Regions from separate parts of the Homo sapiens genome. Here region 2 is linked to region 1. The links are chromatin loops, found by intact Hi-C in ENCODE. Cell type or tissue: A673. All regions are shown on one strand. Links, peaks and the distances in the headings refer to the core of each region. The heading gives the core; the rest is flanking DNA. Region 1 overlaps PATL1-DT (PATL1 divergent transcript). Region 2 holds the start of OR5A1 (olfactory receptor family 5 subfamily A member 1).

Evidence for each region. Peaks named below come from ENCODE experiments on the same cell type or tissue, not always from the same donor. Only the 100,000 strongest peaks of a DNase experiment are listed, where the experiment ranks them.
Region 2: a loop joins it to region 1, with 4 times the contacts of the local background. A loop is called at or near these places in 14 of 110 quality-filtered maps.

The regions. Positions count from the first base shown.
Region 1 is chr11:59,675,594-59,684,669 of GRCh38, reverse strand. It overlaps PATL1-DT (PATL1 divergent transcript), which reads right to left. Exons shown (of 4, transcript NR_187296.1): 4 at 8,629-9,076. Among named protein-coding and RNA genes, the nearest start is that of PATL1-DT, 11 kb to the right of the region's middle. RefSeq lists an enhancer at 3,792-4,292. In A673, for the core only: CTCF peaks have their summits at 3,916 (motif pointing right) and 6,369; DNase peaks (open chromatin) are centred at 3,939 and 5,689; H3K27ac peaks cover 590 bases.
Region 2 is chr11:59,433,759-59,442,834 of GRCh38, reverse strand. OR5A1 (olfactory receptor family 5 subfamily A member 1) reads right to left here and starts at 6,366. Exons shown (of 2, transcript NM_001004728.2): 1 at 6,000-6,366. In A673, for the core only: no CTCF peak of the experiment used is centred there; a DNase peak (open chromatin) is centred at 4,874.

The DNA.
Region 1 (9,076 bases), core at 480-8,479:
TTTTGTATATACAAGATCACGTCATCTGTAAACACGTAAAATCTAACTTCTTTATTCCCACTTTGGATGACTTTTATTTCTTTCTCTTGCCAAACTCTTCTGGCTACAATTTCCAGTACTATGTTGAATAGAAGTGGTGAAAGTGGGCATCCTTGTCTTGTTCCACATCTTGAACGCTTTCAGCTTTTCCCCATTCAGTATGATGCTAGCTGTGGGTTTGTCAAATATGCCCTTTATTGTGTTGAGTTATATTTTTTCTATACCTAATTTGTTGAGAGTTTTTATCAGTAAGAGATGTTGGATTTTGTTGAATCTTTTCCTGCATCTGTTGAATTGGCCATATGGATTTTATTGTTCGTTTTGTTAATGTAATATTTTACATTTATTGATTTTATACACTGAACCATCCTTGCACTCCTGGGATGTATCCCATTTGATCATAATGAATATTTTTAATGTGCTAGTGAATTTGTTTACTAGTATTTTGTTGAGGATTTTTGTATCTATTTTCATCCAGGTTATTGGCCTGTAGTTTTTTATTGTTGTGTCCTTGTCTGTTTTTGTAATTAGAGTAATGTTGGCTTCATAGAACAAATTTGAAAGAATTCCCTCCTCTTCAATTTTTTGAAATGGTTTCAGAAGAATTTTATTAATTCTTCTTTAAATGTTGGGAATTCAGCAGTAAGGCCATCAGGTCATGGACTTGTCTTTGATAGGAGACTTTTTATGACTGATTGAGTCTCCTTATTCAATATTGTTCTATTCAGATTTTCTATTTTTTTAATAGTTTAATCTTGGTAAGCTATATGTGCCCAGGAATGTATCCATTTTTCTAGGTTATCTAATTTATTAGCATATAATTGTTGATAATATTCTCTTATGATTCTTTGTATTCTCTGGTATCAGTTATAATTTCTCCTTTTTCACTTTTGATTTCATTTATTTGAATCTTTTCTTTTTCTTAGTCTATATAAAGGTTTGTCAATTTGTTCATCTTTTCAAAAAACTTTTGTTGATCTTTTGTATTTTTTTAGTCTCTATTTCATTATTTCTGCTCTGATGTTTATTATATCCTTCCTTCTATTCATTTTTTTTCCTTCTACTCATTTTTGGTTTAGTTTGTTCTCTTCTAGTTCCTTGAGGTGCAACATTAGGGTTAGGCAGCATGTAGTTGGGTTTTAGATAGATAGATAGATAGATAGATAGATAGATAGATAGATAGATAGATATAGATATATAGATGTATATATAGATTCAGCCATTTTATGTGTTTTAATTGGAGAGTTTAATTCTTTTACATTCAGGTAATTATTGATAGGTAAGAACTTATTACTGTCATTTTGTTAATTGTTTTCTAGTTTGTATTGCATATCTTTTCTTTATTCCTCTCTTACTGTCTTCCTTTGTGGTTAAGTGTTTCTCCCTGGCAGTCTGTTTTGATTCCTTTTTATTTTTAGTATATTGATCATAGGTTTTTGTTTTGTGGTTACCATAAGGTTTACAAAAACATATTCATAACATGTTATACTAAACAGATAACAACTTTGATTACTGATGTCACAATTTACATAATTTTATATTGGAAATCCCTTAAAAAGTATTTTAGTTGTTATTATTTTGAGACAAGGTCTCACTCTGTTGCCCAGGCTAGAGTATAGTGGCATAATCTCGGCTCACTACAACCTCTGCCTCCCAGGCTCAAGTGATCCTGCCACCTCTGCCTCCTGAGTAGCTGGGACTACAGGCATGTGCCACCATGTCCAGCTAATTTTTACATTTATTATTTTTTAAAGTCTTATTTTTTACCCGTAATACTAAGGATATAAGTGGTCCCCCTGCCATTACAGTATCAGAATGTTCTGAATTTTACTATATACTTACTTTTACCAGTGAGTTTTGTACTTTTAGATGTTTTCATGTTACTCATTAGCATCCTTTCATTTCAGCTTGAAGAACTCTCTTTAACATTTTTTGTAAGGCAGGCCTAGTAGTGATGAACTTCCTCAACTTTTGTTTGTTTGGGTAAGTTTTTATTTTTCCTTCATTTCTGAAGGACAGCTTTGCTCGGTACACTATTGTCAGTTGACAGGGTGTTTTTTTCCTTTAGTACTTTGAATATATCATCCTACTCTCTCCTGGCCTACCAGGTTTCTGCTGAGAAGTCCGCTGCTAAGTGTATTGCAAAAGTCCCTTTTATGTTGTTACTTTCTCTTGCTGATTTCAGCATCCTGTCTTTGACATTTACCTTTGACAATTTTATCATAATATGTCTTAGGGTGGTCTTATTAGGATTAAATTTGATTGGTGGCCTATGACTTTCTCGTACCTGGATAATTGTATCTTTCTCTAGGTTTGGAAAGTTTTCTGCTATTATTTCTTTAAATAAGCTTTTTACTCCTTTATCTTTCTCTACTTCCCCTTGAATTCCAATGACCCATACATTAGCTCTTTTGATGTTATCCTATAAATCCCATAAGCTTTCTTCATTCCTTTTCATTATTTTTTCTTGTTTCTCCTATGACAGTATATTTTCTGAAGTGGTGGCCTGCCCCTCCACAACCTGTGGGTGTTTCTCCTCAAGTGGGACGAGAGACTGAGAAAAGAAATACGACACAGAGACAAAGTATAGAGAAAGAAAAGTGGGCCCAGGGGACCGGCGCTCAGCATACGGAGGACCTGCACCGGCACTGGTCTCTGAGTTCCCTCAGTATTTATTGATTACTATCTCTGCCATCTCAGAGATGGGGATATGGCAGGATATAGGGTAATGGTGGGGAGAGGGTCAGCAGGAAAACATGTGAGCAAAGATCTCTGTGTCATAAATAAGTTTAAGGAAAGGTGCTGTGCCTTGATGTTCACATAGGCCAGATTTCTGTTTGACTTTACACAAACATCTTGGTGCATTAAAGAGCAGTATTGCCGCCAGCATGTCTCACCTCCAGCCAGAAGACAGTTTTCTCCTATCTCAGTAAATCGGGTTTTACACCAAGATATTCCATTCCCAGGGAGGAGCAGGAGACAGATGCCTTCCTCTTATCTCAACTGCAAAGAGGCCTTCCTCTTTTACTAATCCTCCTCAGCACAGACCCTTTATGGGTGGCGGGCTGGGGGACATTCAGGTCTTTCCCTTCCCACGAGGCCATATCTCAGGCTATCACATGGGGAGAAACCCTGGACAATACCTGGCTTTCCTAGGCAGAGGTCCCTGCGGCCTTCCGCAGTGTATTGTGTCCCTGGGTACTCGAGATTAGAGAACGGTAATTACTTTTACCAAGCATACTGCCTTTAAGCACTTTTTTAACAAAGCATATCCTGCACAGCCCTAAATCCATTACACCTTGAGTCAACACAGCACAATTATCTGCAAGCACAGGGTTGGGGCTAGGGTTACAGATTAACAGCATCTCAAGGCAGAAGAATTTCTCCTAGTACAGAACAAAATAGAGTCTCTTAAGTTTACTTTTTTCTACATAGACACAGTAACAGTCTGATCTCTCTTTTCCCATTTTCAAATAACCTATCTTCAAGTTCACAGATTCTTTCCTCTGCTTAATTCTGCTATTGATGCTCTCTACTAATATTTTTTAATACTCATTGTATTTTTTAGCTCCTAGATTTCTGGGTTTTTTTTAATTGCAATATCTCTGTTAAATTTCTCTGGTAAATTTTTGAATTGTTTCTCTGTGTTTTCTTGAAGTTCCCTTTAGGGTCAGTCACTGGCATCTTATTTTGTTTGGTGAGGTCAAATTTCCCTGCTTATTCTGGATGCTTGCAGATGTGCGTCAATGTCTGTGTATTAGGTATTTATTCTAGTCTTTGCATTCTGGCTTTGTTTGTGCCTGTTTTACTTCAATAGGCCTGTCTAGAAGTTCTAAGCAGCCTGACTTGTGATTCCTAAGCCTGTGGCTGTTGCAGCCACTTCAGCACTAGAGGGGGCCCTAAGCCCAGGTTCATCACAAGTTTTGCAAGGGCTTTGAGGCTGACACAGCACCCAAGCCAGGATGGACCTGAGGAAGATTGAAGGAAGGTACCTAGGCTGTATAGATAAGCTAGCCAGGGACCCAAGCCCAGAAGACTGTCCCAGTGGCCTGGACAGACACCCCTCCCAGCAGTTCCCTGCACAGGCAGGACAATCCCCACATGTGGAAAGAGGGGCTGGAGCTGAGACTGGGCCCCCTCAAGGGCCCCCATGGAACAGAGGTCAGCAAACCCATCCCATTGGCTTAGGTGGGTGTGGGGCCAGACTTGAGACTGGGTCTCAGAATCTGCTGTTGGACAGAGACTGGAAAGCCCATTGCAGAGGCTCAGATGAATGGGTAACTCCTGTGAGATATGGGCAACTTTCCCTTTGGGAAGCAATTTCCCAGCAAGTAGTACTAAGCTGGGACCACAGCTGAGGAGGGGTGGAGACGAGCCACAAGGCAACTTTCAGGTCCAAGCTGCGAAGACCAACGTCAGCAGGCAGATGAGCCTTCCCTGCTGAGGCACTGGTGTGCATGATTCTTCCTGAACCCCCTGGCAGATGGTTTTGGTGGTAGCCTCAAGGCCAGTAGGGGCTGTTGCCAAGCCCCTTGGGGAATGAGGCCATTTCCCCAGGCTTGAATCTGGGAGCACAGTTGATGGGTCTGCCAACAGGGTATGGGTCTGCACTCTCAAAATCACCCTCCTAGGTCTTAGGCTCCATTGGGCTTCCACAACTTTCTACCTGAATCGTGAGGCTTCCACAAAGAGACTTTTTTGTCTGGATGGGTGAAGAATTCTTATTGTTGGGGGATAAAAGCAGGTGACCTCCTATACCACCATCTTGCTGACATCATTCCAACCCTAGAATCTATTTATCTGTCCAGAAAATTTGCCATGATTAAAAGGTCTGTTGTTCTTCTTCAAGTAGGCTGTGGTGGTTCTATAAAATATGTCCACAAATTCTTTGAAACTCCTCCCTTTACACAGTGGAGCCTAATTCCTCTCCCTTTGAATATGGGTTGTACCTAGTAACTTATTTCTAGTACATAGAATGTGGCAGAAGTGACAGTGTGTGACTTCTGAGGGTGGGTCATAAAAGATATTGTGGCTTTAGCTTCTACCTCAGATTACTCACTGTAAAAGAAGCTACCATGTCCTGAGGACAATCAAGAAGCCCTATGGAGATGCTAATGTAGTAAGGAACTGAGATCTCCTATGAACAGCCAGAGAGGAACTGACACCTCTTGCTAACAGCCATGTAAGTGAACCATCTTGAGGACAGATTCTCCACTGCTAGTCAAGACTTCAGGTGTCTGGAGCCCCAGCCAACATTCAGACTGCAATCTCCTGAAACACTCTGAGCCAGAACCACCTAGCTAAGCTGCTCCCAGTTCCTGACCCCCAAAATCTTTGTGAGATAATAACTTATTTTTGTTTTAAGTGCTTGTATTAGTCCATTTTCACACTCCTATAAAGAACTGCCCGGGACTGGGTAATTTACAAAGGAAAGAGGTTCAATTGACTCACAGTTCTGCATGGCTGGGGAGGCCTCAGGAAACTTACAATCATGGCGGAAGGTGAAGGGGAAGCAACGCACCTCCTTCACAAGGTGGTGGGACGCAGAATGAATGCAGGAGGAACTACCAAACACATAAAACCATCAGATCTTGTGAGAACTCACTTATTATGATGAGAACAGCATGAGGGAAACCACCCCCATTATTCAATTACCTCCAGCTGTTCTCTCCCTTGACATATGGGGATTATGGGGATTAAAATTCAAGATGAGATTTTGGGTGGGGATACAACCAAACCATATCACTGCTAAATTTTAGGGTAGTTTTGTATGCAGCAATATATAACTAACAGCATGTTAGTGAACATAGCCCCAGTTGTCTTGGGAGTTACTGAAATGAACACAGAAACCATTGACATAGTTCACCTAGTGACATCTTCATTATTCATCTCTAAGCAGCACATAAAACACAAACTTAAACCTTAAAATTTTTTCTCATTATACTACCAGAAATCATTTTTTATACCCCAATGACTCATACATACCACATACATACCATAGGCTAAAAAATGGCTCCCCAAATATTTCCATGTCCTAATTCCAAGAACCTGTGAATATATTATTTTACATGGTAAAAGGGATTTGGTAGATATGATTAAATTAAGAATCCTGAGATGGGGAGATTATCCTGTATTATCTGGGTGCACACAATGTTATCACAGGATCTTTATAACAAAGGAGCAGGAGAATTGAAGAGAAAAGTATGATAACAAAAGCAGAGAGAGAAAGAGTTTGGAAGATTTATGCTGCTGACTTTGAAAATGGAGGATAGGGCTACAAGCCAAGAAATGCAAGTAACCTCTGGAAGCTAAAAACAAACAACAAAAAACAAATTCTCCCCTAGTGGCCTCAAGGAAGAAATGTAGTTCTGTAACCCATTTTAAAATTCCGACCTATAGAAATATAATTTTGTTACAGAAACAACAACAACCTAACACCTCATTTTATTATACTTCACAGATAATTGTGTTTTTTACAAATCGAAAAATTTTGGCAACCTTACATTGAGCAGGTCTATCAGCACCATTTTCCCAACAGCATGTGTTCACTTCACGTCTCTGTCTCACATTTTGGTAATTCTCACAATATTTCAAACTTTTTATTACATCTATTATAGTGATATGTGTTCAGTCATCTTTAATGTTACTATTTTAATTGTTTTGGGGCACCAGGAACTGCACCCTTATAAGACGGTGAACTTACTAAGTGTTGTGTGTGTTCCACTGACTAGCTGTTCCCTCATCTTTCTCCCTCTCTTTGGGCCTCCCTATTCCCTGCGACACAACTATATTGAAATTAGGCCAATTAATAACCTCACAATCACCTTTAAGTGTTCAAGTGAAAGAAAGAGTCACACATCTCTCACTTTAAATCAAAAGCTAGAAATGATTAAGCTTAGTGAGGAAGGCATGTCAAAAGCAAGATGGGCCAAAAACTAGGCCTTTGGGCCAAGAAGCTAGCCAAGTTGTGAATGCAAAGGAAAAGCTCTTGAAAGGATTTAAAAATGCTACTCCAGTGAACATACAAATGGTAGGAAAGTAAAACAGCATTATTGCTGTTATGGAGAAACTTTCAGTGGTCTGGATAAAAGATCAAACTAGCCACAACATTCCCTTAAGCCAGATCCTAATCCAGACACCCTAACTCTCTCAATTCTATGAAGGTGGAGAGAGGTGAGGAAGCTGCAGAAGAAAAGTTTGGAGCTAGCAGAGCTTGGTTCATGAGGTTTAAGGAAAGAAGCCACCTCCATAACATAAAAGTACACAGTAAAGCAGCAAGTGCTTGATGTAGAAGCTCCAGCAAGTCATCCAGAAGATCTAGCTTCATCATTGATGAAGGTGGCTACATCAACAGATTTTCAATGCAGACAAAATGGCCTTATATTATTGGAAGAAGATACCATCTAGGACTTTCAATGCCTAGGTTCAAAGCTTCAAAGGGCAGGCTGACTCCCTTGTCAGGGGCTAGTGCAGCTGGTGACTTTAAGTTGAAGTCAATGCTTATTTGTCCTTCTAAAAAATCTTAGGTTCCTTAAGAATTATGCTAAATCTACCCGGCCTCTGCTCTGTAAATGAAACAATAAAGCCTGGATAGCAACAGCACATCCATTTACAGCGTGATTTACTGAATATTTAAAGCCCACTGCTGAAACCTACTACTCAAAAAAAAAAAAAAAAAAAAAAACTGGTTTATTTTAAAATACTACTGCTCATTGACAATGCAGCTGGTCACCCAAGAACTCTGATGGAGATGTACAAGATTAATCGTTTTCAGGCCTGCTAACACAACATCCATTCTGCAGCCCACACAGCAATTTCAACTTTCAAGTCTTATTATTTCAGAAATACATTTTGTAAGGCTATAGCTGTCATAGATAATGATTCCTTTGATGGATCTGGGCAAAAGAAATTGAAAACCTTCTGGATACTTCTGGATGACTAGATAAAGGAAAACAAAACAAAACAAAAAAACCTGGAAAGGATTTACCATCCTAAATGCCATTAAGAACATTTGTGAAGCCAGGTACAGGCAGCGTGGCGAAGCCCTGTCCCTACAAAAAATACAAAAATTAGCCGGGCATGATGGTGCCCGCCTATAGCCCCAGCTACTTGGGAGGCTGAGATGGGAGAATGGCTTGAGCCCAGGAGGTGGAGGTTGCAGTGAGTCGAGATCGTGCCACTGCACTTGTTTGCCCCCTGCCCGCAAAAAGAACATTTGTGAGTCATAGGAAGGGGTCAAAGTATCAACATTGTCATGGAAAAACTTAAACTGCATTTGTCCTCTGCTCTCACACCACAACAATCAACACAGAAGACTTCTGTGACCAAATATATGGGGGATTTTCCCCACCAACAAGCAGTGGAGACCAGCTGGGTATCCTCCAATTCGATTCTGACACTACCTGGAGATATGTCAGTTCCCACAGGTAAAGGGCTCAGTCCCCAAGATTACTCCCTCCTCCCCCCAGACACCAGTTGCAAGTCCAGGTCTCTGGAACTTCTGATCAATCAGCTTCAAGTTGAGGTTCCCATGACCCCCTCTTTGGGTTCAATAATTTGCTGGAGTGGCTCACAGAACTAAGGAAACACTTATATTTACCAGTTTATTATAAAGGATATCACGAAGGATCCAGATGAAGAGATGCACAGGGAGAGGTATGGAGGAAGGGACACGGAGCTCCCATGCCCTCCCCAGGTAGCCATTCCCCAGAAACCTCCACTTGTTCAGCTATCAGGAAGCTGTCCTCTTGGATTTTTATGGAAGCTTCATTATATCAGCATTCCTTCCCCCAGGCCATGGGTTGGGACCCTCTCTGAAATGAGTCTTATGATCCACAATTATAAAAGCAGAAGATTAGAGTCCTGCTTTGGGGTAGGTGAAAGGAAGGCAGGTAAAAGGAAGGCAAGAGAAGGTCAAAGAGATTCTGTTTCCTGTGTATGAAAACCTATATGTATATATATTTCATAACACTACAAACATTAACAGGACTTTGGAAGAAGTTGATTCCAACCCTCATGGATGACTTTGAGAGGTTCA
Region 2 (9,076 bases), core at 273-8,272, 240 kb after region 1:
CTTAAAACTGGATGATAGCAATTAATTCACAGATTTGTTTTAAGTGCCTGGCACATAACAAGTGACCAGTGAGTAATTATTAGGACAGTTCTGTGTGCCTCAGGTAAGTCAGGTCATGTCTTGGAATAACTATTCATCTACTTTACCTAAGTTTCAATATTAGGAAGGAAAGATCAACGGAACTAGGTTCAGCTATGTAGTTGTGAAACGATTAATCAGATAGAATGTTTTTAATGCAAAGGATTAGCCCACATATATGTAAAAATGCTCTTAATTGTCGAATATTGGGTCCAAATATACTAATGTAGGTTGAATTTCAAATTTATCTTAGTCTGAGCATTCTGAGTTATTATTTTATTTATTTATTTATTTCTTATTTTTTATTTTTTTTTGAGATGGAGTTTCGCTCTTGTTGCCCAGGCTAGAGTGCAATGGCAGTATCTCAGGTCACCGCAACCTCCGCCTCCTGGGTTCAAGCGATTCTCCCGCTTCAGCCTCCTGAGTAGCTGGGATTACAGGCATACGCCACCGCGACTGGCTAATTTTGTATTTTAAGTAGAGACGGAGTTTCTCCATGTTGGTCAGGCTGGTCTCGAACGACCTTGGGCGATCCGCCCGCCTCAGCCTCCCAAAGTGCTGGGATTACAGGCTTGAGCCACTGCCCCTGGCCTGAGTTGTTTAGTTGTTGAGTGTGGGCTCTGGATCTAGACTGCCTGGATTTAATTCTCAGCTTCACTTAGTAGATGTGCGATGTTGACCAGGTCACTTGAACTCTCTCTCTCTGTAAAATTAGAGATAATAATAGTATTTACTTTGTTATAGGATCTGTCTAATTATCATCTATCATCTATCTATCTATCTATCTATCTATCTATCTATCTATCTATCTATCTATCATCTCTCTATCCATCTTTATCTATCTGTCTATCATCTATCTACCATCTATCATCATCATCATGTATCATCTAATCTTCTTAGATCATGCCTGGCCCATAGTAACTGTTCTATAAGTATTTGTTGTTGTTGCTGTTGTTATTTTAAACCTAAGTTACAAAGTATCCTCAATCAAATTATTTGAATTTTTAGTGCATGAAGCATCTTTCAAGATCAGGGACTTGATTTTATTAAATCCACACCAGTAAGGACTCCCATTGCCCCCTCACACAGCCACACTGAGTCTCAATGCACATTAATCAGAAGAGAACTGTAGTCATCAGGTCTCTGAAACTGGTAGGTTTCCCTAATCCTATAGAAAGTACCAGGAAAAATGTGGTCAGAGGGCCATGTGGCTTATGGTGAATGACCCTTAAAGGTTTGGAATATATCTTGATCCTTCTTCAGTTCTTAACCCAAATAATTTGGAAATCAATGAAATTATTTTAACTGGCTTTTAAATTAAAGAACTGTGAGATATTTTGATTAATATGATCAATATACAAATGTGAACTATTGAAACAAAAAATCATGTTCCTGATTAATAAAAAAAAGGAAACTGAACATTATTATCTATCTCCTGAAATAATAACTCTTAATATTTTGGTGTATACTTTTTATGTACAAGTATATGTTTATGTGCATAGGTGTTTGTATCATAGTACACAAACCTTTGTAACTTGTATATATTATAGAAGTCATTGCAAGTCAATAACTTCACAATTTGGGAAGTAATACTCTATTTGCGCCAAATTTTTCTGCTCAATTTAGGAGAGCCACTTTATTTCGACATCCTCAATTTTCACAAATCAATCCACATCTACTCATTGCCAGTTAAGGTCTCATTGACATTCTTAATATTTTTTTCCTGGAACTTGCACAGACAGATGCCCTTGAAATTGGGGCCCATTTCTCCCCTGTCAATAGTTCCTTCTACTTATTTTTTATTGCTAAACCCCTCACATTTGGATAATGGGAGAATGTGAAGCTCCTTTTAGCTATCATCATGCTGTCATTTGTGCAGAGTTTTAGATATTCATCACATTAGTCACGCTATTGTCGGTATGACTTTAAGCTTCATCCTATATTCTAAGGTTTTGCTCCTGTTTGTGAAAGGTTTGTGAACTTTCTAGAGTCAAGAGAGGATTCTTTATCCTTCAAAGAAATAAAAGAGGAACGTGCAACAAACTTTGGCATAATCGAGAGCAGATGTAGAGTCACATGGAGAAACTGGGAGCTAAAACAAGAAGAGCTCTGCGGGAGGCCTCACACATTCCATAGAGGTACAGCCATTTGGCAAGGTAGAAACCTGAGGTCTGTGTTATGATTCAGGGTCATCTGGGGGCACCCATTCAGGTTAGAAGAAAGGGGAGTGGGAGAAGGTAGTGGTTTGATCCTGGGTAGGCTTTAGAAAAAGACTGGTTCTAATTCTGACTCTGCCACTTGCCAGCTGTGGGATGTTGGGCAACTCATTTAGCCTTTCTGAATTTCAATTTCCTCATTTGTAAAATGGGAATAACAGTGACTACTAGCCAGGTGTGGTGGTTTATGCCCACAATCCTAGCACTTTGGGAAGCAGAGGCTGGAGGATTGCTTGAGGCCAGGAGCTCGAGACCAACCTGAGAAACATGGTGAGACCTCATCTCTACAAATAAAAATAAAAATGAAAAAATTGGTAGGGTATGGTGGCATACAGCTGTGGTCCCAGCTACCAGGAGGCTGAGGTGGGAGGATTGCTTGAGCCCACAAGGTTGAGGCTGCAGTTAGTTGTGATCATGCCACTACACTCCAGCCTAGGTGACAAAGGGAGACCTTGTCTCAAAACAACAATAAAACAAACAGTAACTACTTAACAGAGCTTGAAAATTGCTTAAGATAATGTATAAAGGGATCATGGTGGGTCTTGAGATAGAATGTTTGCTTAATAAACTGGGAATGTGATTGTTATCAGCAGCAACTATTCCTTAAAATATTATTGATAGGACCGACCATTAATTTTGAAACCCTTCCTCCTTATGTAATAGGTTGAAGTATGCTTATGTTAGAGAAATAAGAAGTTCACTAATGGACCATGCAGATTTGTAAGAAGTGTTTACGAGTGAGGTTGAGGAACTTAATGATTGGAGTCTGATGGGTTAATTGAAAGTCTGTTTTGAATATTGTCATCAGGAGGGAGAAATTTTGTATTTAAGGATGAGATTTCCCAGTCCCAGAAACAGAAAGTGGAGCTGGACAAATTGAAACAAAAGGAAAAGCATATGTAGAGTTTTTTTCCCACATATGGATGCCCTGCAGCTTATTTTAGAACATTAGAGAGAAGGTATCTTAAGGATTGTATGGAGTGCTTTATGGCATGGAACTCTGTCATGAAGAGGTGCTTCTTCCCTTGAGAGGGAAAGGAAGTTTTATTCACTCTTGCAGCAAACTTGGGGAGCCTGGACTCCCTACAATTCTATGATATAATCAACACCAGGTATAATCAACACCAGGTCTATTTTACAGAGCTGAAGAGGAAGAGTCTGAGAGGCTCAGTGACCTCATTAGACTCATAGATGCAGTTCCAGCATCTTTGTGAACTACACTATCCTTGACTGACACGGGAAGATAATAATACAGTAAAACCAAGCACCTAGCACAGACCTTTGCACATAGAAGATACTGGATAATTGATGGGGACTCGTAGAGTTGATTTATGATTCTGTTCATTTTCCATCAAATATATCTGGAAGAAGTGTTAAACTTTGTAACAAAATTTGCCTCATTTGAGCTTCACAGACACAGTTTGTGATGGAGGAAAACATGGAATGATAAGGACCTCAGCCAAATTGTGGAGTTGGAGGTGTTCTGTGATTTCCCCGCCAATCCTGATCTGGTGTCCTTCACTTCATAATGCCATTTTCCTCTCATCCCTGCCAGTGCCTGGTGCCCTCAAGATACTGCTCTTCCAGGTCTTTCTTTTATCTGAATGTACAAATGATTGATGAAATGAGGAGTTCCTCTCAATGTAAGGTGACAATGCTAAAGGGGTCAAGACTTTAATTCAAGAATTAAGATTCAGATGGTATCATTCATAGCATTAGTGAGAAAAGAGAAGGAGAGTTTTGGAGTTTAGAGGCCTCTGCAGTGTTTGGAAAATCTGCTGTGTAAAGTGTGTCTGGATTACAGGCCTTCTAAATTACTTTTTGGATTGCTTACTAATAATTGAGGCTGTGTGTAAGGGCATAGAAGTTCCTTCAGAAATGTCATTCCCTTTTAATCATCTTGGTAGTTGCAAGGGCTCAAATGTACTTCAGGAAGCTCATCACGGGAGCAGTAGAGAAGAACCAATATTGGGCTGTGATTTCAGAATCAGGCTCTTAAATGCCTCACTCAGATTATCACGGTGAGCAAATTTCCCTCCTTAGAGTAACCTTGGTTTTTGAAAAGATTGGTTTCATATTTGTTCTACCTTAGCATCTAATAGTATGCTGGGTTTACTGTTCACAAAATTTGTAATGAACAATTAATGCATTTATAAAGCTAATAATTCATCATGATTTTCTGAAGACTTAAAAAAAATGCTACTGAACATTTAATAGTCAACTGATTACCAGTTGAAGAGAACATGTGTCTCTTTTAGCTCTCTTTTAGTAATATGTCCCATTTAAGACAATATAGAATAGTGTATTAGGCCGTTTTTCAGGACTACCTGAGGCTGGATAATTTATAAAGAAAAGAGGTTTAATTGGCTCACAGTTCGGCAGACAGTACAAGAAGTGTGGCGCTGGCATCTGCTTCTGGTGAGGGCTGCAGGAAGCTATAATCACGGCGGAAGGTGAAGGGGGAGTAGACATCTCATATGGTGAGAGCAGATGCAAGAGAGAGAGAGCAACAGAAAGGGGCCAGGCTCTTTAAACAACCAGCTGTTGCCTGAATTCACTAATCACCAAGGGGATAGCACTACCCCATTCATGAAGGATCCGCCCCATGGGCCAATCACCTCCTACCAGGCCCCGCCTCCAACAATGGGGATTACATTTCAACATGAGATTTGGAGGGAAGAAACACTCAAACTATATCAAACAGGGTCCAGCTTATCGTATACAACAATTAATAAAACACTGCACTGGGAAAATTATTCAACTGATAAATCAAGAGCATAGAATTATCTGAGACAGACAACAAACTTGTATGTAAATCCTAAATTTCTGCATGTTATCTGGAATTTCAATTTTGAATTGGAGAAAGCTCAAATATGAAAAGAATAATGTACATTTAAAAAACTTTGGCAAAAAAATCTGTAAATTCAAAGTTTCCATATTCTACTTAAGTACTTAAATGACAGCAGAGAATGCTTGAAAACAAAATAGTATACAGCAGACTTCTTGAAAAGTATAGTACCGAAAATAAATGAGCTATCAAGCCATGAAAAGACATGGAGGAAACTTACGTGCATATTACTAAGTGAAATAAATTAACCTGAAAGGCTACGTAGGGTATGATTCCACCTATAAGACATATTGGAAAAAGCAAAACTATGGAGACAGTAAAAAGATCAGTAGTTGCTAGGGGTCAGGGAGAGGGAAGGGTGAACAGGGAGAGCACAGAGGGTTTTTAGGACAGTGAAGCTACTATGGATGATCCTATAACAGTGGATACATGTCATCATACATTTGCCCAAACCCACGGAATACACAACACTAAGAATGAACCCAAATGTTAACTATGGATTTTGGGTGATAATAATTTGCCAATGTAGGTTCATTGATTGTAACAATGTACCACTGTGGTGGGGGAGATTGATCATGGAGGAGGCTATGCATGTGTAGGAGTAAAAGGATAAATAGGAAATCTCTGGTCAATATTGCCGTGACTCTACAATTGCTCTAAAAAATAAGGTCTATTTTTTAAAAAGTACAAAAAAAGATTTGGCTGAATTTGAGGAAAGACAAATAGCATTGAGAGGTGCAGGGAGAAAAACTAAAAGTCAAAGAACTTATTGGTTACCTATATGGGCTTGTGGATATAGGGAATTCTATCATGTGAGATTAATATGGGCATGAAGACAAAGAGCAAACTGCACTTACCCTGTTGCTCCTGCTCTGTCTGCCCTTTAGCTGATACCTGTTTTGAGTTGTTCTGCTTTGGAAGGAGTTTAATTGGGTTTCAGTGGCTGCTTCCAATTACCAAAGTGCTAATGAGTTTGGAGAGAGCTTGCGGCTGGTTTTTTCATCAAGGATCAAAATATCCTCTTGGTGCATAGAAGGTGTGCTTTGGGGCAGAGTAAAGGAAGAAAAAGATATATAAAGAAAGGATGGAGGTTGTAATCTTTAAGAAGCTCTTCTGGCATCAGCTAATATCTGCATTTAGGGTCATTTTGAGAAAATGTTCAAAGCTGGGGTTGGGGGTAAATTGGGGAGAGGTTTTTTTCTTCTGTCCTTGGAGATGTTTCATTATATTTGCTCCTGAGGGTCTTTTTGAAAGGGAGGAATGTATCACCCGAACTTCACAGCTTTATGATTAATTGCTCTCTGGGGTTGTCTAGAACGCAAACTCTAAAAGCTCCAAAACTGATGCTTATTAAACTCCATCCCAGTGGCTAGGGCCTCCAATCCCCCAAGGCCAATCAAGATATTTTCTGGTAGTACCTGACGAAAAAACTCAGGATAGCAGTGGAACATAAGGATAGGTTAAACACCACTCCACAAAATAAAGCAAAATTGCCTATCTATAAATACATATTTATTGACTCTATTCCATTACTTAGTAGAACCTATTTGGCCAGAAGTATGCTAAAAGGATGGGACCTTAACCTTCCTGAGCTCCTCTTATGTGCTAAGCACTATACTATGTGCCTTATGTGTGTTAACTCACTAAGTTCTCCCCAATTCCCCGTGCAGAGGAGGAAACCGAAATTCAGAGAAGCTAAATAAATTGATCGAAATTTTATGCTAGTAAGGGATTGATCTGATATTTGAACTCTGTGTAATACCAAACACTGCATATAAATATATGACACATGCACTTATTTTGAAACTCACATAAATGTGTTGATATGGTCAATCATACCCCTCAATTCATAAATCCATTTTCTTTCCACAGAAACCTACTATCTTCCTCCAGGAAAGAGACATTAGAAATAGGGCATTTTTTTCTTAAAACATTTTAAAAAACTTATTCTGCTATGGAATATAAAGGTGTAATATAAAGATGTAGAACTTTTATTCTATGGAGAGCTACATACAAATAAAAAGTAATATGGGGCCACACATTTAACAAAATCAAGCCATTAGTACATGTGCTTTCAGGTGGAGGGGAAAAAGTAAAATATTTGATTCTCTTGTTTCTTAAGCTGAGAACATGGAACTTCGGTCTTTTCAAAGTAGCTACAATAAACAGTGGATGACTGATCTCAATTCCATGACTACTTAAAGGAGAGAAAGCTATCCAACCAGGCAGAGAAAAAAATGGTTGGAGAGTAGAATTCAAAGGAAAAACATGGATAAGGGAGAAATTATTCGTTCGTGCATTCCTTAAGTATGTATGTATTTATTTATTGAGAGTTAGGTCTCTTTGTTTATTTATTTATTTAAATTGACAAATGCCAAATTGTATATATTTATGTTATATAACATAATGTTTTGATATATGTATACATAGAAGAATTATTAAATCAAGCAAATTAACATATCCATCAGCTCACCTACTTATGATTTTTCTGATGACAACATTTTAAAATCTACTTTTTCAGTGATTTTCAAGTATACTACACACATTATCATTAATTATAGTCACCATGCTGTACAACAAATCTCCAAAATTTATTTCTCCTGTCTAACTGAAACTTTGTACCTTTTAAGTGACATCTCCCTGCTCCCCCTACCCCTGCCCCTGAGAGCCACCATTCTACTCTCTGCTTCTATGAGTTCAGTTTTTTTTAGATTTCACATAATTGAGGGCATACAGTATTTGTCTTTCTGTGCCAGGTTTATTTCACTTGCCATAATGCCCTCCAGGTTTATTCATGTTGTAGCAAAGGACAAGATTTTCTTTTCTTTGAAGGCAGAATAGTGTATATATACTATATATTCTTTAGCCATTCATCCATTAATGGACATTTAGCTTGATTTCATATTATGGCTATGCTCAATAGTGCTGCAATAAACATGAGAGTGCAGTTATCTCTTTGACATATTGATTTCATTATTTTTGGATATATACCCAGTAGTGGGATTGCTGGGTCATATAGCAGTTCTAAGTTTAGTTTTTTGAGGCATATCTATACTGTTTTCCAGAATGGCTACACTTACTATATGCTACTTGTTTTTTATTTTTATTTTTTGCCATTCTAATAGATACAAGTGGGGTTTAGTTTTGATTTTAATTTCTATTTTGTTAATGAATAGTGGTGTTGAGTATCATATGTCCATCCATGTATCTATTTTGCTGAATTATATGTTCACATATATTTTGCCCATTTAAAAAATTTCTGAAATGTAAAACTTAGTTTTGAAAGTTCTTTATATATGCTACATACAATTCCTTTATCAAATATATAATTTGAAAATATTTTTTCCAATCTGTAACTTGTCTTTTCATTCCACTAATATTTTTTGAGAGCAGAATCCTCAATTTTTGCAATGTCTCATTTATCATTTTTCCTTTTATTAATTGTGTGTTTGGTGTAACACCTAGGAAATCTTTGCATAATGCAAAGTCATAATGATTTTTTTCTATGTTTTCCTCTAGAAATTTTATAATTTATATTTTACATTTAGTTGTATGATTTAATTACTTGTGTATGGTGTGAAGTAAAAACTGTTTCATATTTTGGCACAGTGGCATCTAATTGTCCTAGCATTATTCGTGGAAAAGTATATTCTTTCTCATTTGAGCTGTTTTTTGCATATTGATGAAAGTCATTTGATTGTAAGTATGTGGGTCTATTTCTGTTCTTCAGAACAGAACTGTCTATTCTGTTTCATTGATATATGTATTCTTTTCTTTCTCCAATATCATACTTTCTTAATTATTGTAGCTGTATGCGTATCTTTTTAAAGCAAGTAATGTGTGTCCCTCAACTTTGTTCTTCTATTTCAAAACTATTTTGGCTCTTCTAGTTCCTTTATCTTTCCATAAATATTTTATTTTATTATTTTTATTT